Linked DNA regions of Mus musculus: region 1 is linked to region 2. Evidence: chromatin loops called from intact Hi-C (ENCODE). Cell type or tissue: left cerebral cortex. All regions are shown on one strand. Each heading gives the region's core, and the rest is flanking DNA. Links, peaks and the distances in the headings are about the cores only. Region 1 has its middle 38 kb from the start of Gm35222. Region 2 has its middle 9.5 kb from the start of Mir6349.

Region 1 (15,809 bases), core at 2,970-10,969, 110 kb before region 2:
CAATCCTCCTGACTCCGAGAGCTCAGGTTACCAGCCTGGAGGCAACAGTGCTTTTCAGTACTCTGTCCACACTCCTGTCAAAGGAAACCCTAACAAAAACTCAAAACCTCTCCACTGGGCCTTTCTTCTGCTTGACCCTGTGCGATTCTCTGTCACACTCCGCGGGGATTTGTTTCCCAAAATTCCCACCAAAGAGTGCCCAGCAACTGAACTCCGCAGGGTGTGGTAATGTAGGACAGACAGCCCAGAACCTCAGGCTCTTTGCAGTGTTCTGGATTCTATTTAGAACTCAAACAGTGGCTTGCCTCTCATTCCGCGTGGTGGACAAGTTTGCTTAAACTTTTTGAAAAGTTCTCTATTTTCCATCATTGAGTGAAATGCACACTTTAGTATGTCAGACTGGATGCTGCCTGTCACAGACTTCCAAAGAGAGCCACTCCCCAGTTGTAGGAACTGCTGTGGGTTTTCATTTGTAGTCATTCCTCTGTTCTGCCAATAATGGCAAAGCTGACATGTAGGCTGTGCAGAAAGTAAGCCTACCTGTTTTCTTTTTTTTTTTCTTTCCATTTTTTATTAGGTATTTAGCTCATTTACATTTCCAATGCTATACCAAAAGTCCCCCATACCCACCCACCCCCACTCCCCTACCCGCCCACTCCCCCTTTTTGGCCCTGGCGTTCCCCTGTACTGGGGCATATAAAGTTTGCCTGTCCAATGGGCCTCTCTTTCCAGTGATGACCGACTAGGCCATCTTTTGATACATATGCAGCTAGAGCCAAGAGCTCCGGGATACTGGTTAGTTCATAATGTTGATCCACCTATAGGGTTGCAGATCCCTTTAGCTCCTTGGGTACTTTCTCTAGCTCCTCCATTGGGAGCCCTGTGATCCATCCATTAGCTGACTGTGGGCATCCACTTCTGTGTTTGCTAGGCCCCGGCATAGTCTCACAAGAGACAGCTACATCTGGGTCCTTTCGATAAAATCTTGCTAGTGTATGCAATGGTGTCAGCATTTGGATGCTGATTATGGGGTGGATCCCTGGATAAGGCAGTCTCTACATGGTCCATCCTTTCATCTCAGCTCCAAACTTTGTCTCTGTAACTCCTTCCAAGGGTGTTTTGTTCCCACTTCTAAGGAGGGGCATAGTGTCCACACTTCAGTCTTCATTTTTCTTGAGTTTCATGTGTTTAGGAAATTGTATCTTATATCTTGGGTATCCTAGGTTTTGGGCTAATATCCACTTATCAGTGAGTACATATTGTGTGAGTTCCTTTGTGAATGTGTTACTTCACTCAGGATGATGCCCTCCAGGTCCATCCATTTGGCTAGGAATTTCATAAATTCATTCTTTTTAATAGCTGAGTAGTACTCCATTGTGTAGATGTACCACATTTTCTGTATCCATTCCTCTGTTGAGGGGCATCTGGGTTCTTTCCAGCTTCTGGCTATTATAAATAAGGCTGCTATGAACATAGTGGAGCATGTGTCCTTCTTACCATTTGGGGCATCTTCTGGATATATGCCCAGGAGAGGTATTGCTGGATCCTCCGGTAGTACTATGTCCAATTTTCTGAGGAACCGCCAGACTGATTTCCAGAGTGGTTGTACAAGCCTGAAATCCCACCAACAATGGAGGAGTGTTCCTCTTTCTCCACATCCACGCCAGCATCTGCTGTCACCTGAATTTTTGATCTTAGCCATTCTGACTGGTGTGAGGTGGAATCTCAGGGTTGTTTTGATTTGCATTTCCCTGATGATTAAGGATGTTGAACATTTTTTCAGGTGCTTCTCTGCCATTTGGTATTCCTCAGGTGAGAATTCTTTGTTCAGTTCTGAGCCCCATTTTTTAATGGGGTTATTTGATTTTCTGAAGTCCACCTTCTTTAGTTCTTTATATATGTTGGATATTAGTCCCCTATCTCATTTAGGATAGGTAAAGATCCTTTCCCAATCTGTTGGTGGTCTTTTTGTCTTATTGATGGTGTCTTTTGCCTTGCAGAAACTTTGGAGTTTCATTAGGTCCCATTTGTCAATTCTCGATCTTACAGCACAAGCCATTGCTGTTCTGTTCAGGAATTTTTCCCCTGTGCCCATATCTTCAAGGCTTTTCCCCACTTTCTCCTCTATAAGTTTCAGTGTCTCTGGTTTTATGTGAAGTTCCTTGATCCACTTAGATTTGACCTTAGTACAAGGAGATAAGTATGGATCGATTCGCATTCTTCTACATGATAACAACCAGTTGTGCCAGCACCAATTGTTGAAAATGCTGTCTTTCTTCCACTGGATGGTTTTAGCTCCCTTGTCGAAGATCAAGTGACCATAGGTGTGTGGGTTCATTTCTGGGTCTTCAATTCTATTCCATTGGTCTACTTGTCTGTCTCTATACCAGTACCATGCAGTTTTTACCAAGTAGGTTTTATTCCAGGGATGCAGGGATGGTTTAATATACGAAAATCCATCAATGTAATCCACTATATAAACAAACTCAAAGACAAAAACCACATGATCATCTCGTTAGATGCAGAAAAAGCATTTGACAAGATCCAACACCCATTCATGATAAAAGTTCTGGAAAGATCAGGAATTCAAGGCCCATACCTAAACATGATAAAAGCAATCTACAGCAAACCAGGAGCCAACATCAAAGTAAATGGAGAGAAGCTGGAAGCAATCCCACTAAAATCAGGGACTAGACAAGGCTGCCCACTTTCTCCCTACCTTTTCAACATAGTACTTGAAGTATTAGCCAGAGCAATTCGACAACAAAAGGAGATCAAGGGGATACAAATTGGAAAGGAAGAAGTCAAAATATCACTTTTTGCAGATGATATGATAGTATATATAAGTGACCCTAAAAATTCCACCAGAGAACTCCTAAACCTGATAAACAGCTTCGGTGAAGTAGCTGGATATAAAATTAACTCAAACAAGTCAATGGCCTTTCTCTACACAAAGAATAAACAGGCTGAGAAAGAAATTAGGGAAACAACCCCCTTCTCAATAGTCACAAATAATATAAAATATCTCGGAGTGACTCTAACTAAGGAAGTGAAAGATCTGTATGATAAAAACTTCAAGTCTCTGAAGAAAGAAATTAAAGAAGATCTCAGAAGATGGAAAGATCTCCCATGCTCATGGATTGGCAGGATCAACATTGTAAAAATGGCTATCTTGCCAAAAGCAATCTACAGATTCAATGCAATCCCCATCAAAATTCCAACTCAATTCTTCAACGAATTAGAAGGAGCAATTTGCAAATTCATCTGGAATAACAAAAAACCTAGGATAGCAAAAACTCTTCTCAAGGATAAAAGAACCTCTGGTGGAATCACCATGCCTGACCTAAAGCTTTACTACAGCCTACCTGTTTTCTAATCAGGGGGACTTGAACTCAGTTCTCTGTTTACTTCTAGCTGTGTGACTTCAGGCAAATGGCTTGCCCTCTCTGAGTTTCAGTTGCATTATCTACAAATGGAGAGTTATGGGAATATCTATCCCATTTGGATGTAGGAGCATGTAATGAAATAGTGCGTGTAAAGTACTGAGTGTGTATCCGAAGATATTCACTAATAGACATATAAAGACCAGACATCTTTGTTGCTCTGGTTCAGGTGTAGTCTGAGTGCCCCTCCAAGGTCTATATGTAAAGTCCCATATGTCTCTAAGGTGATGGTATGGAAACCTCAGTGGACCTCATTTAGGTAAGACACAAAAGTTCTGTGGGTCATTAAGCCATCTCCTTGGAGAGAATTGTGATAGCCTACCTCATATGCTCCTTCTGTTTCAAGTCAAGATGTAATTATTTGCTTCTACACACACTCCTCTGTTATGCACTGCCCTTGCCAGAGGCCAAACCCCTAGAGCTGCCCTACCGTATATGAGAACCTCCAGAGCTAAGATTAAAATAAATCACTTCTCTTTGTAAAGTTAAAAAAAAAAAAAGTACCGAGTGTGACTTGGATCTGAAGTGTTTGTCTTGGGTTCATGTGTTGAGGTGCTTTTTGGGGATGGCCTGGAACCTCTGGGACACCAGCCCCAGCTAACAGAAGTGCTTCACTGGGACCTGGCCTGGAAGTGATACCAGCTTCCTGAGGTCTCTGTTCCCTGTTCCACCAAGATGTCAGAAGCCTCCCCTGTACGTTCCAACCACCATGAACCTCACCATGAAGGATGAAACTGAGGAAGGATGTCTTGGAAATACACCAAAGCTGTATTTCCTCAGCTTCTAGCAGAGAAGGTCAGGCCTCAGCAGAATCAGCATGAGTCACCAGTAGGGACCAGGACCACCAGGGACTCCAGGAGAAGTTCTCAGCTGTCCCTCTCTCAGGAAAGCAGAGACCAGTGAAGACTCAAGACCAAGAAGCATTGCACAGCTAGCTCTACAAGGCCAACCCAGCCTCCATTACAGTTTGTTGAGTCCTATTCATACTCCTTCGAGGCATCACGTGTCCTCCCACCTCTGGCCTTACTACCTATCTTGCTTCATCCCATGAGTCTGTCTTAGCAAAACTTCAAGTGAGGCTGTCTCAGCTGACATCACTCAGCCAATTGGTCCGTGGAAGCTGCAAGAAGCCGCCAGCATGCCACCAGAAGTTTTTTGGTGTGCTTCTCTGTGTGTGTGTGGGGGGCGGGGGGGGGGATTTATTTTGGTTCATGGTTTGAGAGGGTTGCTGTCTGTCTTGAGGAGGAAGACAGGGTAGAGTTCATAGCATAGAGAACATAAGGCTGGTGCTTCTCACGTCATAACAGCAGACAGGAATCGAAGAATTTTAGACCAGAACCTGAGGAAAATCTTCAGAACATCGGTATAGCCTTCAGGGAAGTCCATGACTTCCCAAAGCACTACCACCAACCAGGGACCAAGAATCTAAATACGTGCGCCTTGTAAGGGACAGCTCATACTCAAAAGCAAATGCCTACCTTCTTACAACCCAAACGGCCTAATGTTGACATCAAGTTATTGGACTCCTTAGGGTTCTGGCTGGGATATAGTGGTTAGAGAGGGCCATATTTGGGCCTTCGACCCAGATCTGCCTCCTGTATCTTGCCAGCCCCACTTCTTATCCTAAGAATCCTCAGAAAATACTGAGGGAGAAGCCTCTGGGCCACTGTAGATAGCTGGCTTCTAGCTTCCCTTGATAAGTAGCAGAGAGGAGATCCATCCTGCATATAGAAGCACTGGGGGCCTGTGGGTAGAAAATTGAAAGTGCTGGCTGTCCTAAGCATGGGGTCAACAGACCCAGGGCCAGTGAACATATTAATGGCCTCATGGTCAATATTTGCAGGTACTGTGGATCAATGTGGTTTGAATGCATCCAACGTTGATGTTCTGAGCGCTTGTTCTCCTGTGTGTGACAATACGGAGAGATGGTAGCTCCTTAAGAAATAGAATATGCTGGAAAGTGGTTAGTCCCAGGAGCACTTGCCCTCTGAGGTGCTTGTCGTGGCTTTTCTTATGTCATCCTCAGCGTGCGAACTTTTCACATGTGTTCCTGCCACCACATTCTGACACAGCCAGAAGGCTGTCCTCAGAGGTCAATCAGATGGGGCTATTGATCTTTCTGCCCCCCAACAACGGACTAAACTGAGCAACCCTCTCTACTGTGTAAAACCCATCACCAGATATTCTCTAGGACTGAGAGAGCAGTCTCTCTAGCAACTATACGACTCAGTTGCCGTGGGGTGGCTGACAGGCTGAGAACAAATGGCTGTGTTCCCACAGAACATCACCATGGGCCCCCTCACCCAAATCTTATGTATCTGCATCACAACATGCTTCCTTTCAGACTTTACAATAACTGAGATATAGAAAACCTTTCTCAGCTCAGAAGCTGTAGGAAAAGCAGGGCAGGGTAGCAGTTTGCATATCCACAGCCTTGGAGATAAGAAACTCGGGTCATCACCTCCCATTCATCCCTGGGCCTCACCTTGTATAGAGTAGGACCCTAGGACATAACACAGAAGCCAGGACCCTCTCCATCCCAGCCTCAGGATGCTGCCGGAGATGCCTGCCAGGCTGAGCGTTCCTGGTGCTCCACACCAGGCTAATTAGAGGAGTTGGTGGGTGATGGGGAGAGTTGTTTGACTATGACTCTGGTCCTGGCTGCTTTATAGCATCTTTCCTAGCCTTCCATTGCATTCATTAGCCTGCCTTTTCCAATAGCCTCAGAATTGTGAGATGTGACAACTTCGTTTTCTCTGACAAACAGACCGTGGCTCGTCAACTACCTGATTTTTAGAAAACTCACTTCAGGGCCCACTGTGGAATCGTCTTCTCCCTACAGCTCTCCCACAAGACTCTTCTAAACAGCAATGATGGCGTTCCCTGTGCCCAGCATCCGAGGTGACCCTGCTTTGGTGTTGGGCTGATGCCAGGCTGAGGAAAAGTATGATACCTCTCATTTCCTCCCAGTGGCTGGATTTAGGCTGCTGTCTCGAATGCTATCCCGTGTAGTTGCTGGATAATCTATTTTCCGTTTGCTCGCTTATAAGCGATTTCGAAGGCTCTTGTGCAAATCATTGTTACATCCCTATATTTAGCTTTGAGCTGAATCAATCTGATGGCTTCCAAGCAGAGAGAGGAGAAAGAGGGGGGGCAATTTTGATATTTTGATAAAGGTGCCCTTTCCTTCAATTTCCACTTTAAAAAATAGAACTGTGTGCTCTGGAGGTGGGTGTGATCTGTGGTAACAGATGCAGTCAAAGGAAATTATGTAAAAAAGATCATACTTATGTCTAAGTGACCGTGCATCGAGGAGCCACTTCCCCCTCTGTTTGGCTCAAATTACCATGGGAACAGTTTGTGTCTCTGGAGAGGTACTTGAGGGAGCACCGCATCTGGCAGACTACCTTCCACACAAGCCCTGCACAGCCTGATGAACAGAGCTTATCACTCACTCCTCCCTTAGCACTGCTGGCCGCTCTGGAGACTGGTCTCCCACTGCTAAAACTTGGGGGTGCCTTCTGAGCCTGTGATAGTTAATAGGGGAGGAAAGCCACCCGGCATTAAACCCTCAGGTTAACAAGTCCAGCCTGGAAGAGCTTGGGTTAAAGGGCATAGTCTAATCCTTCTTATTCTTTGGTGTATAATAATTCAAACCATGTCCTGCCTGGCAAATTTGTTCAAAATGGGAAAATTCAAACACTCAGAGCCCTTCCCCTGCCCTAGTGCCAAATGTCCTCTCTTCTCCCTTGACACATCACCAGGACAGGACACTCAGGAAGCCATAGAAGATATTAGAGGATCTGAGGACCCAGCTATGTCTCACCCCTCCCCACCCTTCCCCACCACATTGTCTTGTCCCATCCCTGTGGAGTCCTTCCTTCAGTTGTTCAGCTCTGTCTTAGGTATCAGAGCAGCTGGTTGTCAGAAGCTGGCTGCATCCTGGATGGAGCTGGAGCCAGGAGGAGTCTCATCCTCAGATCCCACCTAGATGATGCAGGGTGCCAAGGGCTGGGGACTGGAATCCAGTCATTCTAAAAGTTCTTCAAGGAGATTCAGACACATGGAGGACAGCTGCTGTGTGATGACTGCCAGTTCTGTTTAGAACCTGTATCCTCTAACCACATGCGCTTCCCAGCCTACCATGTTAGCCAGTAGCTCCCACAGCCCGCACACAGGGGGCCATATGGAGCACTCCTATTTTATACTCTCCTTGATCTAGATAATTAGGCCCACAAAACAGGAGATGTGTTTATTTTATTCACTGGGCACAACGCCTGCCAAGTTGTAAGTATTTGCTGCAGCTACAAACCAGTGGATGAGACATAGTGCTTGCCTTCAGGAAATCATCCCTCAAGACACTTTATCTTGGCCAGAGCCGGGTGTATTGGTTGTAGGGTACCAGTCTCAACAGATTAGCTGATTGGGACTGCGTCCTTCTCCACCCAGCTTTGAAAGTTCAATCTCTGCGCAAGCTAAGTGGTCTAGGCTCTGCTTGCCCTGGAGAGACTGAGCCCTTGGCTGGGTCTATGATCGCCTTTGTCCTTCATCTGGTGCCCATTGGGATTCTTTAAGGGGACAATATCTGCACTCTCCAAGTTGTATGCACCTCTCTACTGAACTCACAGTCCCTAGGCACCTCCTCTCTCATCAGTTATATCCCTACTGTGTTAATTGTTGTATCCTTTCCCCCAACTAATCTCCCTATGGCACAGTTCTCATCTCTGACTCCCTGGTGGAATCCTTTGGAATCTACTGGAAAAGTTTTCAAACGCCCACTTTCATTCACAGAACAATATTATGTTTCCATCAGTCTCTGGGCACTATTCCAGGTCCCCAGAACTACTAATGCTCCCTGGGTGACCACTGAGTCAAGGCCTGCTGTGCTAGGGAAGCCCAAGTACAGTCACACTTAACTGTCCTTTATATTGACATATCGGCAGCCACGGTTGTGAGACTGGCCAGCAAGCAAGCCAGAGATAGCATTGATTGAGCACTGGCTCTGCGGCAGTAGCTGTTCTAAGTGCTGCATGGGTGTTAGCTCATTTACTTGTCACGATCTGAGTTCAGATCGTAATAGCCGATGCCTCTTATGCTTTGTGGCTACCCCAGGTCTGTGCTAAGTACTTCAACTACATCTGTTTATTTATTGCTAAGGCAAGCGGAAGCACGGAGAGCACAAGCCATTGGCCTGAGGTGAGGGACTGAGAAGGATGTTGGGAGGGGACACCCACCCAGGTACCTGGCTTGAGAACTCAAGAGCATCACCTATAAAGCCCGAGTGAGTCTGTGTGGAAAGATCTAGGAGAGGAGACCCTATAGCCCATGTGAGATGGATGAACACCTGTTATGTGATTCACTTCATCTGAGGAGCATGACTCGGGTCAGAGCCTCTGGTCACTGTGAAGGGTGAGGCCAGTAAGGGACCTGTGGTGGCATTTTTGTTGCAGGAGTAGAATAGGCTAAGCATTTGTATGTGGCATGCACTTCCGTTTTCTGACTTCTGAGGTGAACATGTTTACCCATAAGCTAGGAGACCTCCTCAGAGGGAAAGATGGCCATCTTCCTCATCATTTACTCAGAAGACACAGAGACAAAGGAGAGCCATTTGGTTAGGGCAGGTTCTTTTTTGCCTTTTGAAAGAGCGACTGCCCAGATGGTCCCAGTTATTGCCTTTAGGGGAAGACTCAGAAACACAAATGTTGAACACGGGCTAGCTAAGCATCACTTGCTTGGCGGTCCCAACATCCATCTCTACCTCTATTGGAAATGTCCCTGTCCTTTGCCTCGTTGGGCCCATGGCCTAGGAGTGGTGTCCCACCTGTACCCTGATTTGGGGGATAAACAACTTACACAAGTTAAGCAGCCACAAGATTTTCTTAGGCACAAGTATGGCCTCTGTCCATTTAGGCTGCTGTGATGGAAGGCCATAGACTAGGTAACTTATAAGTGACAGAACTTCATTTCTCATTGATCACGAAGCTGGAAGTCTAAGATCAAGGTGCAATTAGATTGTCTCTGGTTTATAGACAGCCATCATTTTTTCTCTGTGCTTGCTCATACTGGCAAGGAAAGGGAGCTCTTTGAGGGCTCTTTAATGAGGGCTTCACCATCACGATCTTGTCAGATGTCCCACCACCAAATATCTCTTTATTGACAGTAAGTTTCTTAATAAATATGAATTTGGGTGCATTAGATGCAGATAGCACCTAAACCAGACAGCCAAGATTCAGTGCTGAACATTTGACAGAGCAACCTTTGTAAAAGAGATGCTCTCTCGGCTGAGAACATAAGACATAAACTGGAACACTCGTCAGCCATCTTGGCTCTATATGGTAAGGACTGAATGGAGGATGATGAGAGCAAGGAATGTGTCCTAAGGAGAGCTCCTTTGCCTCAGGTCTACCTACATCTTTCAGCTGTGGGGATCAGTATCATACTACGCCAACTTATCTTGGTTGGTGTGTGTGTGTGTGTGTGTGTGTGCACATGTGCATACACATGTGTTTGCATGTGTGTATGTATGTGCTTGTAAATGTGTGTGCATGTACATGAGTGTACTCACATGTGTTAGTGCATGCACATGCAGGTGCATATGTACATATGCATACATATGTACACAGAGGCTACAGCTCAAAAGTAGGTGTCTGTCTCAGGCTCATCTTACCTTGCATTTTGAGACTAGGTTTTCTACCAGATATAGAGCTCACAACTCAGACGAAGCCTGAGGAATACCTGACCTGGCCTCTCTCCCACACTGGTGTACCAAATGTGTGCTGCCGTATACAGCCTTTTATCTGATGCTGGATATCTGAACTCTGGTCCTCATGCTTGTGTGACAAGCTCTCTATAGACTGAGACATCTCCCCCACCCTGGAGTGGGGGTCCTGACCAGTACTGTGAAGGTTCTTACAGGAGCATCAAGTCCAGTGTTACTTCATCCTCTAAGAGACTTGAGAGCCATAGTTTCCATATCTGTGAAGTGAGAAAGATATTACCCACCTAACACAGCTGCTGGAGAATCAACAGCAATTCTTTTGTGAAGTGTTGGCAAATGGTGGGTCAAGGTAAGAGTGAACCCACTTCACAGGTTCCAGATGAACTGAAACTAATCTGGGGTGCATGGCATACAGCAAGAACTAAGAGAAGACATAGAGCTATGAGCAGTGACCCTTGGTTCAGTAAACAGAATATTAATTGGCGTAGAACAGTCATTGAGAATCAGAAAACCCAGAGCTCAGTTACAAATTAGCAAGCAGTGTAAACGATTGAGAAACTCCCATGCTTCCAAGGCATGAATGGAATGGGATTACCTCAGGAAGTTGCCAGACTCCCGTGAACTTTGCTTGCAGGGCTGGAAGCTTCCAGCAGTGGCAGATCCTTCTGGATCTTTTTTGAAAAGTCACTAATGTTTATGTCATCTTTATTCCTATTTTAATAATTTCCTCCCTCACTCAAGAATGTTTTATTTTCTTTCCTTTTGTGGGGGAGTACAAATATTAGAAGTAAAACTGATCAGATCTGGCTGATAAACCATTGATTTGACATCAATATTTGAACCCATTGAGACATGTCTGTTAGCCACACCATCAGTTATCTGTGATTTATTAAGAGGCACTATATACCCAACACCATCCAGGAAAATATGGGGCACAAAGGCAGAATAAATGCTTGAAGTTGAGAGGGCAAGTCAGACTTAGTCTCATGGAGTTGGTAACATCTGAGGGGTGCAGACTTGAGGCACAGTACAAGGTTAAAGAAGACAGAGGCCAGGGTGGTCTATTGTCATAGGCAATGATTTATGGGAGAGAATGGACAAGAGGCTCATTGGAGGAAAAGAAATGGGAACCAGCAGTTGGGTCATGAGAAGCCACAGCCCAAGCAAGGTCCTTGGGACCTGAATACATGGAATCCCGTGAGTCCATCCCTGTCCACAACTTGCCACCTCATTCCTTAGGATGGTATGGTTCGCTGACATGCTCAACCGAAGTCATGGGGGGAAAGGAGTGGTGGGTGTTGGGATAGGAGCATGTGTCTATTAAGGAAAGGAGAGGGAGAGGAACAGGACAGAGAGAGGGAGGGGGGAGGGAGGGAGGGAGAAAGCAAGAGAGAGAGGGGGGAGAGGGAGGGAAGAAGGGAGAGAGAGAGAAAAACAATGGGATTAACATAGACTTCCTCAATGGAGATCCTTTCCTTGGCTTGGTCCTGAGTGGTCAGATGTGTACAAAGTCTCTGAAGTCCCACACGTTCACCTTCCAATAGACTGGGATGAGGGCTGGTTGAGTGGCATAGGATTTTATCAACACACAAAACAGATTCTTGCAGCATGCTCAAGCCTGAGACAAGTACTTGCCAGGTTGGAAAAACGAGCTTGTGAGAATGGAGCATCCGGCAAGGGAGAGCCTCGTAGGCTCCTGACAGACTTAAAACTTCGGGACCTGGGCTGGGTTCCTCCTAGCTGAGCTGCTCCTTTAGGTAAACATCCTCTGTTAACCCCTGGCCTCTTGCATGTATGCTACCTTACCTAGTACATCTGCAACTGTGGAACAGAGATTCAGGCAGCTGGCAGTTCCCAGTCACATTGCAGACTTAGGAGTTCCTGCGGTGGGGGAAGCGACGTGGTCAGAGGAAGGAAGGTGTTTATGGAGCTGAGATAGTAACACCCTGGACTCTCCAAGAGCCACTGCCTCAAAGCGCGTTAGTGAACAACAGCTCAAGCTTGCCTGTCGGGTGTATAGGGTGAGAAGGGGAGGGAAGGAGGGCATACAATATCTGCCCCAGTCCTCAGCACCTTAGGATGTAGCTGTGGTGGAACACTTCTCTCCATAGGCACACCCCTGAACACTGGCCCTTTGATCCTGGCAAACCCCTCAAAAATGGGGGTGGGGTGGGAGTCACTATCCCCTCTCTTGCGGTTCTTCTACTTCCGGTGCCTGGCTATTCACAATCATCCAGCTCCATCCTCTCCAGCTGCCAGCGCACTATGGCTCCAGTCTGCCGCCCCTGTTATTGCTTTCTTGCTGAGTCCTTCACACTTCCACCTCTGCCTGTGCTGCGCTCCTAAAAGCAGGCAAGTATTGAAGGCCACACAGAAGAAGCTTTTTATTGGACCCAATGTTGCAATCCCAGGGGAGGCAGCGCAGTAGGATGTCTCCAGCTGAGTTCCTAAGAGCTTTAATGGTGCCCTTGTGTAGTGAGAGACGTGGGTGTTTGAACCAATTACAGCACTATACCACACGCTAATAGAGGTTTGTATCTGCACCAATCATGCCAGTTGCCTTGTTAGGCCACCAGGCAAATGTTCCCGTTCTAGCCTTCTTGGAAAAAGTTCTAAGGTCACTTAGAGTTCACTAAATGAGGTTTGTTATGGGAAAAAAAGTCTGCTGCAAAGTATTTGAAAAGCCCTGGATAGGGCTGTGACTTTAAGATGTGGGTGGTTCCACAGCAATTATTATGTAGTTTTCTCAAGGTGTCCAAGGAGTATTCAGGACAGCTGTTACTGGTGTGAGGGTAGTCCACCTGACTGATGGTCCTTTTGTTTGAGGTAACCAAGGCAACAAGGGAACACTCAACAGCTGCCAATTATGGAGCTAAATTGCCCTGTCTCTCACTGTCTTTGCCTATTTATAGGGGTAACATACAGCAGGAGCCCTTCAATAAGAACTAAAGAACCCACTATGGTCACTTGATCTTTGACAAAGGAGCTAAAACCATCCAGTGGAAAAAGACAGCATTTTCAACAAATGGTGCTGGTTCAACTGGCAGTTAGCATGTAGAAGAATGCAAATTGATCCATTCTTATCTCCTTGTACAAAGTTCAAGTCTGAGTGGATCAAGGACCTCTACATAAAACCAGATACACTGAAACTAATAGAAAAGAAAGTGGGGAAGAGCCTTGAACACATGGGCACAGGGGCTCGGAAATTTCCTGAATAGAACACCAATAGCTTATGCTCTAAGATCAAGAATTGACAAATGGAACTTCATAAAGTTGCAAAGCTTCTGTAAGGCAAAAGACATTGTCAATAGGACAAAATGGCAACCAACAGATTGGGAAAAGATCTTTACCAACTCTACATCCAATAGAGAGCTAATATCCAATATATACAAAGAACTCAAGAAGTTAGACTCCAGAGAACCAAATAACCCTATTTAAAACTGGGGTACAGAACTAAACAAAGAATTCTCAACTGAGGAATATTGAATGGCTGAGAAGCACCTAATGAAATGTTCAACATCCTTAATCATCAGGGAACTGAAAATCAAAACAACCCTGAGCTTCCACCTCACACCAGTCAGAATGGCTAAGACCAAAACCTCAGGTGACAGCAGGTGCTGGCAAGGATGTGGAGAAAGAGGAACACTCTTCCATTTCCGGTGGGATTGCAAGCTGGTACAACCACTCTGGAAATCAATTTGGCAGTTCCTCAGAAAATTGGACATAGTACTACCTGAGAACCTAGCTATACCATTCCTGGGCATATACCCAGAAGATGCTCCAACATGTAATAAGGACACATGCTCCACTATGTTCATAGCAGCCTTATTTATAATAGCCAGAAGCTGGAAAGAACCCATATTTCCTTCAACAGAGGAATGGATGCAGAAAATGTAGTACATTTACACAATGGAATACTACTCAGCTACTAAAAATGATGAGTTCATGAAGTTCTTAGGCAAATGGATGGAGCTAGAAAATATCATCCTGAGTGAGGTAACCCAATCCCAAAAGAACACATATGGTATGCACTCACTGATAAGTGGATATTAGCCCAGAAGTTCGGAATACTGAAGATACAATTCACAGACCACATGAAGCTCAAGAAGAAGGAAGACCACAATGTGAATGCTTCAGTCCTTCTTAGAAGAGGGATCAAAATACCCATGGGAGGAGATACAGAGACAAAGTTTGGAGCATAAACTGAAGGAAAGACCATCCAGTGGCTGTCCCACCTGAGGATCCACCCCAAATAGAGTTACTAAACCCAGACACTATTGCGGATTCCAACACGTGCTTTCTGATAGGAGCCTGATATAGCTGTCTCCTGGGAGGCTCTGCCAGTGCCTGACAAATACAGAAGCGGATGCTCACAACCATCCATTGGACTGAGCACAGGGTCCCCAACAGAAGAACTAGAGAAAAGACCCAAGGAGCTGAAAGGGTTTGCAGCCCCATAGGAGGAACAACAATATCAACCAACCAGTACCCCCAGAGCTCCCAGGGACTAAACCACCAACCAAAGAATACACATGGAGGAACCCATGACTCCAGCCACATATGTAGCACAGGATGGCCTTGTGGGACATCAATGAGAGGAGAGGCCCTTGGTCTTGTGAAGGCTCTATGCCCCAGTGTAGGGGAATGCTAGGACAGGAAAGTGGGAGTGGATGGGTTAGTGAGCAATGGGTGGGGGGTGGGGGAGGGGATGGGATAGGGGGTTTTCAGAAGGGAAATGAGAAAAGGCGATAAAATTTGAAATGTAAGAAAATATAATAATAATAATAATAATAAATGAACTAAAGAGCCCATGATCTTAGCAGGTGTAAACTGTGCTTTGACCATACTGAGAGTGCTCGGTGCCCCAGGGATGGGTAAGTTCCCCTTGTGTACCTTAAGACTAGTGTTCTCAGTGAGGTGTCGCCTCTGATTCCGACCAGCAGAAAGGAAGTGAGGACACTAGACACTACTTTCTTCTCAAAGCAGTTTATTCAGGAACCTTTCAACATGCATGCATGAATCTCTCTCTAGGAATAGTCTCTTGTGTATCTCTCCAGCAGGAATCTTAATAATAATCTCTCCACCCCCAATTGCAATCCCTTATATAACCCCTCAACCACGCCCCATCAGCCCAGTCCACGTAACAGCAGTCCATTGGTCAGAATCATCACTCGTCATATGGTTCGATCTTGCATCATGGTGCACCTGCGCAGTTCACCCAGTGGACATGGCTTATTTTCAGGTGTATGAGGAAGTCAGGTGCAAGTCATAAGACTTGGCTGCAGTCCCGGGTGCCATCTTGGGACTGCTGCCACACCCGCTCCTCACAGTTAGGGAAGAAAAATGTTACTCTGCTGCAATGAGATTGACTACCTGGGGGAAAGCATCCTGGCAGTCTGCATAGGGAGCCCCTGAGGCAGTGAACAGACACTGAGATCAAAGGAAATTGTACCGGTCCAGCCGAGACCAAGTAATGGGAGCTGAGAAGTGAGTGGGGGTTCCAGAGATGACCCTACACTAGGAAACATGGAGTACTCAATTAGAGAAGAAACCACACTCAGGGTGCGGGGGGGATCCTAGGCACTCTGTGGAGACCTGGGAAAAGCTGCCTGATAAGGTAACAGCCAGTCTAATCTGTCATACCGAAG
Region 2 (15,809 bases), core at 3,978-11,977:
TGTCTTGACTCTGTAGACCAACATTAAATCACAGTTATTGATTTACACAGGTGGCCAACTCCCAACTGGTACCACCTGACAAATGTAGGAGAGACTGAGTTGGAACACAGATCTGATTCCTTTTTGGTTTTTCAAGACAGGGTTTCTCTGTGTAGCCCTGGCTGTCCTGGAACTCACTCTGTAGTCTAGGCTGGACTCAGACTCAGAAATCTGCCTGCCTCTGCCTCCCAAGTTTTGGGATTAAAGGCGTGCACCACCACTGATCTGATTCTTAACAATCTTAAGGCTATTCTACTCAAATTTATTCCCAACACTGGCAAGAGATTTTAACTCTCCATTTTCCAACAGGACACTATTTCCCATCCCCACAAGCTGCCCAGCTGATGCAGCCTGGTGCTAGTGTGCCTGTGAGTTTTTGTAGAACCCTAGGTCTGTACTTGCAGGACTTAAACTTCAACCTGAGTTTTGGCTGATACAATTAAACCCTTGCATGCCTCAAGTGGTCTAAGGCAGTGGGCAACAAGGCTAAAGGAAAAGCGGGAAATGGCAGGTAAGTCCATTCCCAAGCCATAGCCTTCACTAGGCACTGTGTATGGTCTGGATTAGAACAATCTTCACTGGGCTGTCATGACACCGAGATACAGGTCACACAAGACCAGCCCTTTACTCTGTGTCTTTCCTTGCTTCTCTTCTGGCCCTTGTCACCCACTGCCTCCGTACATTTGAACTGTGCAAGGGTTTAATTGTGCCCTCTGAGACCCATGCTGAAATTTAATTGCTATTTTAACAGTGTTGAGAGATGGGTAGGTCAAGAGGATTCTGCTTGTGTGGATGAAGCGTCTCCCCCTCCCCCACTGCCCCCGATCTCCCCTGTCACTTCTTCTGAGATGCCTGGCATCTGCAAGGTTCTGACCCAGCAGAACAACCCACAATATATATGATCCCTTGAGCTTGGACCTCCCAGCCACCAGAACCATGAGACAAATGAAATTCTATTGTTCATAAATTACCTCGCCTGTGGTAATGTGTGATAGCATAGGAAAATAGACTAGGGCAGGCTGGTGTGACAAGTTAAAATAGACTGGGTGGACTGTAAACAGCAGAAACGCCTTTCTTAGCTCTAGAGGCCAGGTGCCTGCATGGCCAGGTTCTGGTACAGACCCTGCTCTGAGTCACATGTTCCTGCTCTGAGTCACATGACCAATAGCTTGCTATTTGCCCTGGATTAAGCTGATAATGCCACTTGTAATGGCTCCACTTTCGTGTCCTGTCCACCTTCTCAAAGCCTGACTCCCTAACACATTGACACTGGGTATCCATAGAAGAATCCTGGGGTTTACACATGTCCAAAGCATCATACACAACATCCCTAAATATAGACAGTGCTCAGTATTCTGCATCAGCCATCTTTTGTCCTGTGTGTACTCTCTCCTTTTCACCTTCCATGAGCTCAAATCTCATCTAGGAAGACACCTCTTGGACTAGTGTCCCATGGTAACTTTACTCTCGCCTCCACATTTGTCCACCTCTGTGCACTTTTTTTCTGGGGACTTAAGATTGCTATCTCTACAATTATCTCAGATCTTCTACTCCTGCTCCAGCCAGTTTCTCTTGCTACCTTCACTTCTAGTAGGGCAACCTTGGTCTCCCCATTATTGTCCATTAATCCATTCAGTATCTATGAGACATCTCCTTTCCATGACCCCAAAGCCTGGCTCATGTCTAACCTCTCTTGTTCCCTTAAGCCAGCCTGTGGTCTATCCTCCTGAGTCTCACCACTGGTTTCAGAATGTATTTTCTAGTTTAATGGTCCTCTTTTAAAAAGAGAGGAGGAGGAATGCTATCTTCCACTGGAAATGTGTTCAGCAGTTAAGAGCACTTGCTACTCTTCTAGAGGCTCCAAGTTCGTTTCCCGGGACTCAGTGCCAAGTGCCTTGCAATTGTCTGTAACTCCAGCTCCATCCAGGCAGCCACTGTTCCCTTTTGGCTTCTGAGGGCACATGTGCCTGAGAGTACACACACACACACACACACACACACACACATGCTCACACTTAAAAACTTTTTAAAAATAGTTTTAAAGAAAGGGTGCTGTCTATTTGTATAAACAGAGTGCTTCAACTTCTTCTCTCAAATAAGAAGATCTGAAATCAGAAATAAGAATCTCCATTGAAGAAAAAAATTAGAAATTAGCCGGGTGATGGTGGCACACTCCTTTAACCACAACACTTAGGAGGCAGAGTCAAGTGGATCTCTGTAGACTAACTCGGTCTACAGAGTTGAGTTCTAGAACAGCCAGGGCTACATGGGTGAACCTTGTCTTGAAAAACAAAAAGAAAATAAACAAAAACAAAAAAAGAAGGAAAGAAAGAGAAAGAAAGAAATTAAAAATTAGTCCCCTAAGGGGAAATCATAAAATAAATCACTTAAACTGTAAAAACAGTTTATGTGTTAGTCTGCTGTGCTCTAAAAATCCATGCATCGGACTCTTGAGGAAGCTGAATAGCTAACCCTAGAATGGGAGGGGGACGCTCTGCTCAGCGTAGTAAACAACGTGAGGCGTAAGACCTGGTGTCCAGCAATGTCGGGCAGATTACTTACTGTTCTGCTTTCTATTCAAGGTCAAGTAAGAAGGACATAGCTTGTTTTGCTAGGAAGCTATCTTTCCCCCACAAGACCATATTTACTTCCCTGGGTGAACAAGTATGGTGTTACTGTAGATATCAAGCTTCAGGAGAGGAGCTTTACTTATGGGTCAGAGGTCACAAAACAGAAATTATCATTTTCAATTACTTCAGTCTCCTCACTCATTCCTGAACTTACTGTAGACTCAGTGGATAGTTTTTCATTTTCCTTTATTTACTCAAAAACTCCAACATTTGAATTTGCCACCTGTTAGTCTCTTAACAGTGATAAAGGACTTTCATCATTTCTGGGATGAGTTTACCCCCTAGAAACACAGAGACTTAGGTCCTAATCCCAGGACCATGGAGGGTGACCTTGTTTGGAAACTGCATGCTTTCAGATACTCTCCGACTGAGCTCCTTCTGGGTTGGGGTCCTCAGGGAGCATTGGTCTTCATTTTGTTTCTTAAGATTTATTTCTCTGATTTTATGATGTGTCTGGGTGTTTGTCCTGCTTGTGCGTCTGTGCTCCCTGAGCATGCCTGGTACCTGTGGAAACCCCAAGGAGGCATCAAATCCTCTGGAAGTGAAGTCACCACCAGTTGTGAGCCACTGCGTGGGCTCTAGGTGACCACCTGGGTCCTCTTCAAGAGTAGCCAGTGCTCTTCGCTGCTGAGCCATCTCTCCAGTTCCAGGACTGGTTTGCTTTTGAGAGAAGAGAGAAGGAGATGGGTACAGAAGAACTCCCAGAGAGAGAAGGTCAGAGGCAGAGACGAGAGGTTGTATCTACAAGCCCAAAGAATGCCAGAGATTTCCAGAGAGACCAGTTTCCAATTAGGAGAGGAAGTGGATGCCAGTGTCTCTAGGATCGCCTTCTCCATCCTCTTCAGCTTCCTGGTCCTTGTGCTTGTCAAAAGATGAGACACACAAGACAGTGTGGAGTTTATTGCATCTCTCAACGAGACAGAGTGGACTATGGCTGTGAGCACCATCATGCTGCTCTGTATTTCAGGCAGACTTCATGCTATTTCTAAATTCTCAACTGTAAGCAGCTTTTCCTGAGGGACCCACCCTGTCAAAGTGATTGACAGGCCTCTTTTGCATTGATTTGTTTGTTTGTTTGTTTTTTGTTTTTCAAGACAGGGTTTTTTCAGTATAGCCCTAGCTGTCCTGTAACTCACTTTGTAGACCAGGCTGGCCTTGAACTCAGAAATCTGCCTGCCTCTGCCTCCCAAGTGCACTGATTTTTATATGATGGGGAAGCACCTGTCTTTGATCTTTACCAGAAAGCCTCCTGTTTTGGGTTAATCTTGTTGGAATCAGAGCTCCCAGAAGCCACATTCTGATAGTCATAGATCCATGACCTTCCAGGATGTCATACCAAGGCCACACTTGGTTCATGTTCCATACCTCCAGGCAGTAATTAGAGCCCTGCAGATCCAGTCCTCAGGTTTATAGATTGCTGCTGCTGCTGTTGCTAGCAGCATCTATGTCCAGTGTCCAAGTCTGCTAGTATCTCGTCAGCCATTTCCCATTAACACCTGAATTGGGGGCTGCCAGCTCCCAGAACTGTAAGAAAATAGATTTTCATGGCTGTGAGCCATCCACTTTGTGGTCATCATTCTTGCAGCCCTGGGAAACCAAAGCAGTGGATGCTGCTCTCTTTGGCCTCAGAGCCCGCCATAGAACATGCAGTGTTTTAAGTACCTCACAGATCCAGCCCAGCCTCTTCAGAGAACCTGACCTTTCTGGCTCCCTGCAACTGCAACCAATACGGTTCCTCCGACACACTTCTAGCTCTCCTCATACCCCAGAGCTTCTGTGAGTCATGGCCTGCCATGATTCCCCTGAAGCCTGGAAGAAAAAAGTGAGTCCCAGTCTTGAGGTGGAGAGATTTGAGAGACTGGTGCCCAGTGACCAGGAAGCGTTTCACACTGAGCCCAAGGCTTGAGCATAACTCTTTCCTTCCTATCTGTCCAACCACATTGAGGGAGGTGGGCAAATCCTAGAACTGTTACAGCTCAGGTCCTGATCACACAAGGTCTCTCTCTCTCTCTCTCTCTCTCTCTCTCTCTCTCTCTCTCTCACACACACACACACACACACACACACACAGGCAAAGCTGATGAGGACTCCCTGTAGGGCGTGGGGAGGACCGAGGCACAGGGCAGCCCACCACAGGTTACAGAGATTAAAGAGGGCTAGCTGTTCCACTGAAGACTTGGGAAGAAGAGATTAATGGGAGTGGCTCGAAGGGCACAGGTGTGTGCAGTTCACCATTTTTACCAACATTCCTTCCCTTCCACCTGTGTGATCTGGTTTGAATGCATCCATGAACAGAGAGGTGTCAGTGCCAGTCTCTCTAAGCTTGAAAGACACTTGGTAAAAGTGATGGGAGCCAGCTCCTACCCCCTGCAGGGATGTGAAACTCCTGCTCACCCCTGCACTCCTGTGGGCCCCTGCTTTGTTAATGCAAACAATAGGATAGTGACAAGCAAAGTTACCAGTTTGGAAAACACAATATCTAAGACCAATGAGACGCTCAGCAGGTTTAGGGGCTTGCAGCACAAGCCTGGCCACCTGAGTTTGATTCCTGGGACCTACATAATGATAGAAGGAAAGAACCAGCTTAACAAAGATCTCCAAAGTCACACCATGGCACATATGTACACACACACACACACACACACACACACACACAACTTATACACAATAGCAATAATAATAACAAAGTTAGTTTCAATAAAATGTATCCTCTTGCTGTGTACTATATAAATTACCATACATGCTTAAGCAAAATTAACTAAATCTGCATGAACCCTTTCAAATGTTCACATATTCACACATACACATGTACAGATACACACATTCACATAAACACACATACACATATACACATATACACATACACATATACACATACATACCCACAAACATATCCATCATGCAGTACTAAACTTCCCAGCTGCTTCTATTGTTGTCTGTATCTTGAAATTTAACGTGTGTGTGTGTGTGTGTGTGTATGAATACATATGTGTGTGTTAGTGCCCTTAGAGGCCAGCAGAAGGAGCCAGATATCTAGGAGCTAGAATTACAGGCATTGTGAGCCACTGGACTGGGGTGCTGCCATCTAAACTGGGGGGGGGGGGGGGTTCAGGATGGAGCAGCAAGGGTGCTCAACTGTTGTTAATTGCTGAGTTGTCTCTTATGATCCCATTGTGTCAATGGAATGATGTGTGTGGGGGGAAAAAAAAAACCTCATGTTTTAAGGTCGTATGACTAGGTTGGGCTACGGAGCGTCTGTGCAGTTCCACAGAAGTCATTGAGCTTCTCTGACCTTCAACTCTATACAATTCTATCTTAGTTACTGTTTTATTGCTCTGAAGAGATACCATGACCAAGGCAACTCTTATAAAGAAAACATTTAACTGGGGGCCTTGTTTAGAGTTTTAGCATGTTGCTCCACGCTCATCACAGTGAGAAGCAGACAGGCCTGGTGCTGGAGCAATAGCTGAGAGCTTTACATCATGATTCACAGACAGCAGGTAGAGAGTGAAATTAAACTTGACAAGGGCTTTTGAAACCTCAAAGTGACAAACTTTCTCCTCCAAGGCCACACCCTCCTCCAAGGCCTCACCTCCTCCAAGGCCACACCCCTCCAACAAGGTCACAGCACCTCCAACAAGGTCACACTTCCTCCAACAGGGTCACACTTCCTCCAACAAGGCCTCACATCCTAATCCTTCCTAAACAATTTCACTAACTGGAGAACAAACATTCAAATATATGAGCACATCGCAGGGTCTTAGCAAGTAGGGTTCAGGGCAAGATCAGAGAAGACAGATCAGATAAAATCACCGAAGACCAGGATTCTGAGCTGAACGACATGGAGAGACACTGCCCCGACAGTGTTGTCAAAGGCTACACAGTCCCGCACAGGAGCAAGATGGCAGCTCTCTTGGCAGAGTAACCACGGTATAACTTTGGATGTCATTCCTATGAGTTTATCTCTGTGCCTTTTCTCTCCAGACCCAATGACCCTGAAGATGCAGCCCATCCTTCAGAAATCTCTGTCTCAGCAGTGATCGTGGATTCTGTTGTGCACAACAGAACACCCAGCTCCATATACAATCTGCATGGCCATAAGGATGGGTAAATACCCTTGGTGCCCCCACAAAAGCCCTTTCCCAGAGAACCATTGTAAGACATTTCTGTGAAATGACTCTTACAAAATGATTCTCTACTTAGCACCTGCGGGTTAGTATTTTATGGGATATCCCACATCTATTGCAAATAAATAGAACCAACACTTCACAGAGCTCTTGTAGTAGCTAGCCATCACTGTTATCTTACTCAACTTTGGCATCACCTAGGAGCTTGGTGAGGCACAGCTCTGGGTATCTAGGAAGGTATACCCAGAAAGAATTTATGACAGGAGAAAGACTCATTTCTATATGTAGGTGGAACTATCTCGAACAAGCTGGGGGCCCAGACAGAGTCAAAAAGGTAAAAAAGAAATCCAGTTGAACCCTGACAGTCCCTGCTTGCTTGCTTTCTGCTAAGGACAGAGTTGTTCCACTAAGCCTGGCCCCATCCTCCCCTGGTCCCCCATGATGGGCCGAGTCCTCTAAAACCATGAAAAAATAAGCTCTCTTTCAGCTGCTTCTGCCAAAGATCGGCCGCAGCAACGATAAACATTAACTCATATGACCTTCCCAAGTTAAAAAGAATTAATTCATTTAGAGACAAGCAGGAAAGAAGTCACTGAGGTAGAAGGTATGTAGAAACAGAGAACCCAAGGGCTCTTTTCCATTACTTTTCACAGGAGGCATTGATATAATGCAGGTTTGACCTTGGTAAATTCACCGAAGAGAATTCACACTTTCAACAGGGACGTCCTGGAACTCTGGCTGCGATGCGCCTCCATGTCAGACATCTCGCACATTTGGGCAAACTCCAGAGCTCATGCCGTTCTTAGGAATCGTCGTCTTCATTTCTGCTTCGTGCATAAATGTGATTTTTGCTACTGCAAATACCACCCACCGGGGCAAAGATAAGTGATACGGAGTGGGTTTTGCAAGTGTCTTTGGTATTTTTAGGAAAAGGCATTTTGAAATGTTCAGTTGTGTGAGACAGCCTGTTGTCGGGCAGAGAAGCAGGCCTGCTTGCCTGAGAGTCATTTCTGCGTGGAAGAAAGGTTTCTATCCTGGGCCTGGCTGCATCCGCCCTGGCAACGCTGACGCACAGAATGTTATTGGATTTGGAAAAGGCAACTTGGGGAAATGCGAAGCCTGAAACGCTGAACCAGGAGCAAGATGCCTCTTGAGGCGCCTGTGGGCATACACCCCAGGTCTCCCCGTGAGCCTCAAGCCGCAGGGGCAGAAGAGAGACAGCAGCAGCACATGGGGCTTCTGGGTCTTTTCCCAGCTGTTGTAACAAAAAGCCATATGCCAGCTGGCTTATAAACAAGAGAAAGTTACTGTCGCGGGACTGGAGGCCACACGTCCAGGATGAGAGGAACCGCTCCGGTTCCAATGAGGGCTCGTACACAGCCTCTTCCCTCTGTGGTTTCATGGCTTCTCTCCTTGAGACCTATCTACAGGTACCTTATGGCCCCTCACATAAGCTCCACTTCCCAGACCAAATCACCCTCAAAAGACCTGATTGGTAAGAACTTGAACGTAAATTCAAATCTCACGATGTATGGTGGTCGTGTGCATAGTTACTGCACGAGTTACATGGTGTTTTAGTTTTGTGGAACAGTGTTACATGTAGCTCATGCTGGTCTTAAAAGCGTGATCCTCCTGCTTCTGCCTCCCACATACACCGCCACACCCAGCTTTGGCCATTACATCTTAATAAAAAAAAATTTTTTTAAAGACTTTTTTAAAAAAGAATTTCAGGAGACACAAACACTCTAACCACAGTCCTGGCTTCAGATACTCTTACCATATGAATAAATAATAATGTCTTTAAAAACTGAATTGGTCTTATGCATTTAAAACTGGATACAATTCTGCTTACTGCTAGGAATTTAATATTAAAAATTGCCAAGCCACTAACAATCATCACAGAAAACTACCATATGGAAAAGTTATCAACATGTCTGTTTTGGAAGCACAAAATCACTGCAATGTTTTCAAGTATCAAAAAAAAAAAATCCATTACACACGTTTGGGGGGGGGGGGCAATTTTTCCTCCCCTAGGGGTGAAAACAACCCGCCCATTAATGAGGAAGGGAGACATTCATGTTCTCAGAAAGCGTGAAGGGCTGATTGCAGACAAAGAAGTCCTGAGAGCCCGGGCCCGCGGCTCCCACGCCTTGCGGGTCGTTCATGCGGGTTCTCTGCTCAGCCAGAAACAAGGCTTCCTTTTTCAGAAGCATGGTGGGAGTCAGGCCCTGCCATTGAAGATGATAGCTACTACATCTCCGGGGCTATTTCAACCTTCTGGAATAGACCGTTGGGGAGTAGGAGGCACGGGCAGTCATGAGTGTGTGAGCCAAGCTTTAAGTCAAAGAGTCAAAGTCTCTCTCTCTCTCTCTCTCTCTCTCTCTCTCTCTCCAACCCCCCCCCCAATCTCTCTGTCTCTTTGTGTTACAGACAGCGGGGACGCGGGGGGGGGGGGGCGGTTGTGGTCAGGGGTGTGGACGCTTGAGCACAGACTCAGCCAGAAAGCTCCGGTGACCCTGCCGCTTTCTCCGTGTGCAGTGCTGGGGTTACAGGCATGGGCCCGGCCAGACCCAGCTGTTTACATGGGTGCTGGGATTTGAACTAAGTCCTCGCGCATGTGCAGCAAGCATTTCTACCCACCGAGTTTTGTGCCCAGCTCAAAGTTCATTCTAAAAGTCTGCCTTGCCCTCGTTCTCTCTCTGCATTCCTAGCATGCTGCAGATAGCTCCTGCCCACCCTCTCAGCTACCCCAGATCTTGTGAGGAAATGCCACTGAACCACTCCAGGTGCCAATTCTCCTCAAATAAAGTGGACAAGCTCTCCCTGGGCTTGCCTTGCAGGGCTACCCATGCAGCTATGAGGGAAAGTTGTTTGGGAGTTCTGGGTCACAAAGGCATGAAAAGCCCCCGAGGGAGGGGTTTCCAAACAGAGAAGAACTTCACCCACACTGGCCTCAGATAAAATCGACAGCTCTGTCCTGCATCACTCTGCAAAGTTACCCTTCTTCCCACCCTCTGCATCTTCCTCAGGGGATTTCTGAAGTTCCTGTGGTATTGTTGGATCAGCAGACGGAGCGCACGCGAGTCTAGTTCCCACAGCTGAACGTTGGCGCTCTGATTAGCATATCAGCTTACTTAAGGTAACACTGTAGTTTCTCAAGAGGTTAAAAGGATTTCTTTACCACTGATAAGGTTTTACCATACCTTCTTCTCGTAGGAAAGAGAGTTCATAACACAGGCTGCTGAACAAGCAATGTCTCTACGGAGTAAGATATCTAGCATTAGTACTGGCCTCTAGATCCCACATGACAGTCCCCGAATGACCTCTTGACCTGCTTTATCCTGGCCCCCACTCCATCAAGCCTTTCTTAGCTAAAGAACCAAAAGCAGGATTTGAGCACTTCTTCGGGAGTTTCTTGTTTCGTTTATTTGCCCTCTACAGAATTTCTAAAAAAGGTTTGCCTCTGTCGAAACCCCAGCAGGACCAACTCTGAACCAACCACACAAGGGCTGCGCCGGCACACCAACAAACAGTCAAGAGAGATGGGGGCTGGCATCACAGGCTAGGAGGAGCAGATGGACTGAGTCACCAAGACCTCCAAATCCAGGGGCTCAGGATAAAGAAAGGAAGAAGGTCCGTGGGAACAGACGTGGGAAGTGATCGCCAAAGGAACCAAACAGGAACTGGGAAAGGCTGCGTACGTTGTAAATCCCCTATAGCTCATTTTCTATAGCTCATCGTCCACACCAGATATGGGGAGGACACTGGGGACACATGCCTATTGGGCTGTCTGGGCCTCCGCTTCCTCAGTAGCCAAACAGGAAGGTACCGACCTCAAGAGTGTGCTGTGAGCTTTAGACCGGCTTCATAGCCTCCAGCTCACGAGGTCTGACATTTGAGTATAAGGTATAATAGGCTCAGATCAACCTGTGTGATAAATATCACTCCCTCTCTGCCTAGGTCAGTGCACATAAAGTTTTCTTTGACAGTCAGACAGACACTGGGTTCTGAAGGCTAGAGGCAGTCCCTGACCCATACATGATATAAAACAGGGGTTGTCAGGCTGTAGGAACTGATCAGATCAATAGATAAAGCAGCTAGAGAGTACGGAAGGCATCTCCTGGAAGCAGATTTTCATTTGTCTCTACATCAAAAAAAAAAAAAAAAAAAAAACCAAAACAAAACAATGGTTTTGATGGCTCAGCACTAAGTGTATGTAATGCACTTTTGGAGAATACGTGTTTGGTTCCCAGCACACAGATGATATAGTTCACAATCACCTCTAACTCCAGCTCCAGGAAATGTGATGCCCTCTTCTGGCCTCTTCAGGTACTGCACTCATGTGGTGCATATAATCACACACACTATAAACAACAATAATAGTAGCAATACTAAAACCACATCTAAAATGTCAACCTCTAGACCCTTGGTCATAAGACATAGGGATAGCTACACATATATATGCCTACAGGAAAGCAACACCACAGAAGGAGAATGCACTCCTGGCAAAAGAACTCAAAGACAGTGTCTTGGAAGCCATGGTGCGTGATTGAGATCTTGAGATACAGGAAAATTCATCGGGTTAAAAAGGAAGGAAGAACCCATACTAAAAACCTGGAGCTGGGAGTGTCCATGTGGGATGGAGGTCAGTGTAGGTGCCAGTGGGGATTGACAGTGAGCTAGCTAAGAGACCATCAGGTTAATTCAAACCCTGAGACCAGAGAGGGAAAACTTGGTACGGTAATCCTTGAAAAACACAGAAGTTAGTACAGGCTGCAGAGTCAGAGCCACGAGTCAGATGTCACTCACAGGACTCTGGGGTTTCACAGTTGTGGGTAGACATTTCTGAGGGGTGGTTCAAAGTACTGTGATGGCCTGAGAGTTCAGAATGATAGCAATTTATCAGTTGGTACAAAATGTGTCAGTATGTCACCTCCTGTTTGGATGGCCGTCATGCACTACACGATCCCAGGCCTGGCTGTGGAGCTTTTGAAACCCACTGCCAGGGATGTGGGCATCAGTTTCCCTCAAGATGACCTGCCCATCCATTCTCAGGCTGCTCTCTAGACATCAGCTTTCAGCTTCTGCATAACTTCATGTGGACCTCCACCAGGAAATTGTGAAGCCCTGTGGCCCCTCATCTCCAGTTGTAACTCCTCTTTTCATCCTTCACGGTTCATATTGCATAGCTAGTTGTTATGACCAAAAGGAGGCTCTGGGTAGAATATTCTAAATTAGACTGTGATCCAAAAGAGAGAAGCAATAAGAACTGTAAGGGAAAAATTGGTAAATAAGAACTTTCCCAGGACAGAATTCCTGAACTGAAAGTCAGGAGATGGTCAGATAAGAGATAATATTCAAAGGCACAGTGCATCTTCCAAGCTTGTATCAATAGGCCAAAACCAAAAGCATTATTAATAGGTGTGTGGAAGTTTGGAGAGTGAGATGGGGCAGAAAGGAGGAAAGATAAACCAGGTTAATGTGACAAATGCTAAGGTGGAGAAGTCCGAACAGAAATGGCAGGTTGTTGAGAAAGTGGGCATAGAGCTAAGAGAAGGTGTCAGGCACAGAGGTGTAGACCAGAGTGACAGGTTTCAGACAAGAATCGTAGTAATGGAGGACCAGATCAATGGGCTGAGGGTATGTCCCTAGAAGCGTGCTCACTGATGCAGTGGAGGAAAGCAATGGTCCAAGAAAGGGCTGTCCTAAGGGAGCAGGGTCCAAGATCAAGTCTTGTATAGAGGAAGCACAATGATGAACCATTAACCAGAAAGAACTGGACAAATGAACTGCTCTATTTTCTCTCTCGTTTTTGATAATTACATTCAGATGTAATTCACTTACCATATAATTACCCATTTAAAATACACACTGACTGGCTTTCCCTGTAACTAGAGTTATACAACCCTGATCAGCATCGATTTCAGAACATTGCGTTATCTTCATATCCTTTATCCATCAAATGCCAAGCCGTCACATTCCAAGAAGAAATTCACTCTGCTTCTATCTTTACCTGTGCCGGCCATTCACATAGATAGACTTCTTGGTCCTACGGACTGCCTTCTTTCACCCAGAACAATTGTCTCATGGTCCATTCGTGGTGCACTCTGTGTCAGGATGCCACTCCTATTATGACCAACTAATAGTCCATCATGTAAGTAATTCCGTGTTTTGTTTATCCATTCAGGCGATAAACGAGTCATTTCCAGGTTGGAGTCCTAATCAATAACTCCGCTGTGAGTGTTTGTGCACAGGCTCCTTCATTTCTCATGGGCGCATCTTCACACACTGAACCGCCAGGCTCCGTGGTAACTCTATGTGTCCCTTCTGAGAGAACTGCCCAGCTGTTTTCAGAAGTCTTCTGTTCCCACCAGCAGCGTACAAAGGTTCTGGCTTCCACACTTTCTGGCAGTACATGTTACTTGCATTTTGTTTCTTTCCTAAATTATAGCTAGCCGTTGTGGTTTAGGGATAGAGTGTTCTTCAAGAGGCTCTTGTATGGAAGACCTGCTCCCTGGCTGATAGATCCAGGCAGTGAAGGGGTGAGTGGATCCCGAGGCTGTGATGTCATCAGTGGGTTAGCCCTCTGGGGATAATGAGTCTATCAGGAGGTAGTGGTAAGTGGAAAGTGAGACTTAGTTGGAAGAAGTGGGTGTAAGTCACTTGGGGGCATACCATGGAAACATAACTTGTTCCTGTCTTTCTCTGTCTCTGTCTCTATCTGCCTCTGTCTCTTTCTCTGTCTTTCTGTCTCTCTGTCTATCTGTCTGTCTCTCTCTGTCTCTCTGTCTCTCTGACTCTATCTCTCTGTCATTCTCTCCGTGTCTCTCTGTCTCTGTCTCTCTGCTCTTTCTGTTTCTCTGTCTCTCTGTCTCCCTGTCTCTACTTCTATGTCTCTCTATGTATTTCTGTCTTTCTCTATCTCTCTGCCTCTGTCTCTGTCTCTCTCTCTCTCTTCTCCCCCTCTCTCCCTCCATGCCCCTCTTTCCTGGGAGTTCAGCAGTGAGCAGCTACCACAAGCTCCTAACACCATAATATTCAGCCTTACCTCAAGTCCAAACCAATGGATCCAAGCAACCACGAACTGAAGCCTTGAAACTTGAGCCAAATCAAACATGTCTTCCCTCTAAATTGTTCCTCTCAAAAGTTTGTCACAGCTATAGAAGACTATCACAATAGCCAACCTAATGAATATGAAATAGCATCTCATTGTGGTTTTAATCTGCATGTTCTTAATGGCTCCTGATACAGAACGACTTACTAGGTGCTTACAGGTCCAGCGTACATCTCTTTTGGGGAAATGTCCATTTGGGTCCTTCACTCATTTGAAGTGAATTAGTTGTTCTTTATTCCTTAACTGTAAGAGTTCTTTTATGTTCCAGATACAGTAGCACCTCACCCCTCCCCTCCCCGACTCCACGATCCACCCCCCCCACCCCCCTGCCCATGGCCGTCTTATCCATCCATGGCTTTGCTTTCTATACTTTTGGTTCCCATTGGTCAAATGGCCTGAGAATACTAAATAAAAATTCCCAGAAATAAATAACCCATAAATTTAAGATAACTTTGTCTTGTAGTAATTCTTTTAATACTACCCGTTTTATTATCAGCTTTTATTAGTCTCTTATTGTACTTAATATAACCTTTAAGCTTTATTGTAAGTGCATCTGGGAAAACCCAGAGTAAGGTTCGAAATGATGTAAGGTCCAGGGGTCCTGGCATCCGCTGGAGATCAGGGACTCTATGACTAAGGGTGATTGTCCACTATTGGCTGAAAATGGTCCCTCCCACTCTGTGTTCTCCCTTTCTACATTTTGTGACAGTATTTTCACAGGCTTTATTTCTGAAGAGGTCTAGTTTTGTGGTTGTTGTTGTTGTTTATGGGGAGGGGGGGGTGGTTATAACTAAAAATCCTTTGCCAAATGCAAAGTCTTAGAGATGCATTTACTGCGTGATTTTTTTTTCACATTTTATACCTTTATCGTCTACACGAGGGCACGCAATCCATGTTGTCTTATTAAATGATGTGAGGTAGGGCTCCACTTCATCCTCTGTGTGCTCATGTACAGTTGTCCCTGCATCATTTGTTAAAAGGAAATAATAATAATAATTTTCTCATTGAAAAGGCAGGGTCAGAATCAATTGACTATAAATGTGAATATTTATGTCTGGGCTCGCATTGTAATTCTTTAATGCTTTGCTCCTGCCAGCTGCCCACACACCAGGCTGATATTGTTGCATTACTTTAGATACACATCTTTACTTCTTGGTTTCATAGCCCAAATGAGTTCTTTTAGACTACCAGCTCCTGAGAGTTCAGACAGGACCCAACTGAATCTGATTTGCATGGTCATTGATATCACTGTGGCTACTCACCCCCCCCCCCCACCGTGACACTATTTCATGGTAATCAGGGTCAAGCCCAGAACCACACCATTCTCATGTTCCACAAGTGCTGTGGCATTGAGCTACATCTCCATCCTTGTGTGGGGTCCCTGTCTGACCGTTTTCTCTCATCTTAAGGCCGTGGAAAAATTACAGCCTGGAGACACCAGACCTTGTCTCGATGCTCTGATGTATGCTTGGTTTAATGTCCTGACAGATTGCTGGAGAAGTAAGAGACAGGACAACGCCCTAGAACACTTCATTTCCACAGAAATGAGTGGAATCAATCTCTCGACTGTGTGTCCGTAAGCCGACATCATAGCAGAATACTCCGAGTACACGGAACTCGACCCCTCTGTCCTTCAATCTAATACCTGTCCTGTAAGAACATTTTTAAGGGGAGACAAGTGTGGTGGGGGGACCCATGAACCCCAGCACACAGGAAGCAGAGACAGGTGGTTTTCTGAGTTGATGCCAGCCTGGTATGCACAGTGAGACTCTGTCTAAAACAAAAGGAAAACTGCCCTCAAAAATGCAGTCGTAAAAGTTAACTCAGCAAAGGCATGGGACTCTGTTAACTGGGGCCTCGCACAAGTTTCCCAAGCAGCTCAAACCATAAGAGCAGAAC

What was found. A loop is a pair of places that touch in the nucleus more often than their neighbours do. Peaks named below come from ENCODE experiments on the same cell type or tissue, not always from the same donor. Only the 100,000 strongest peaks of a DNase experiment are listed, where the experiment ranks them.
Region 1: it touches region 2 in a loop (8-fold over the local background); 1 of 42 quality-filtered maps calls a loop at or near these places.

What each region holds. Positions count from the first base shown.
Region 1 is chr1:39,057,415-39,073,223 of GRCm38, forward strand. No RefSeq gene overlaps it. Among named protein-coding and RNA genes, the nearest start is that of Gm35222, 38 kb to the left of the region's middle. In left cerebral cortex, for the core only: no CTCF peak of the experiment used is centred there; DNase peaks (open chromatin) are centred at 6,105, 6,725 and 7,619; H3K27ac peaks cover 2,301 bases.
Region 2 is chr1:39,169,603-39,185,411 of GRCm38, forward strand. No RefSeq gene overlaps it. Among named protein-coding and RNA genes, the nearest start is that of Mir6349, 9.5 kb to the right of the region's middle. In left cerebral cortex, for the core only: CTCF peaks have their summits at 7,946 and 11,147 (motif pointing left); DNase peaks (open chromatin) are centred at 7,777, 8,992, 9,555, 9,863 and 1 more place; H3K27ac peaks cover 2,364 bases.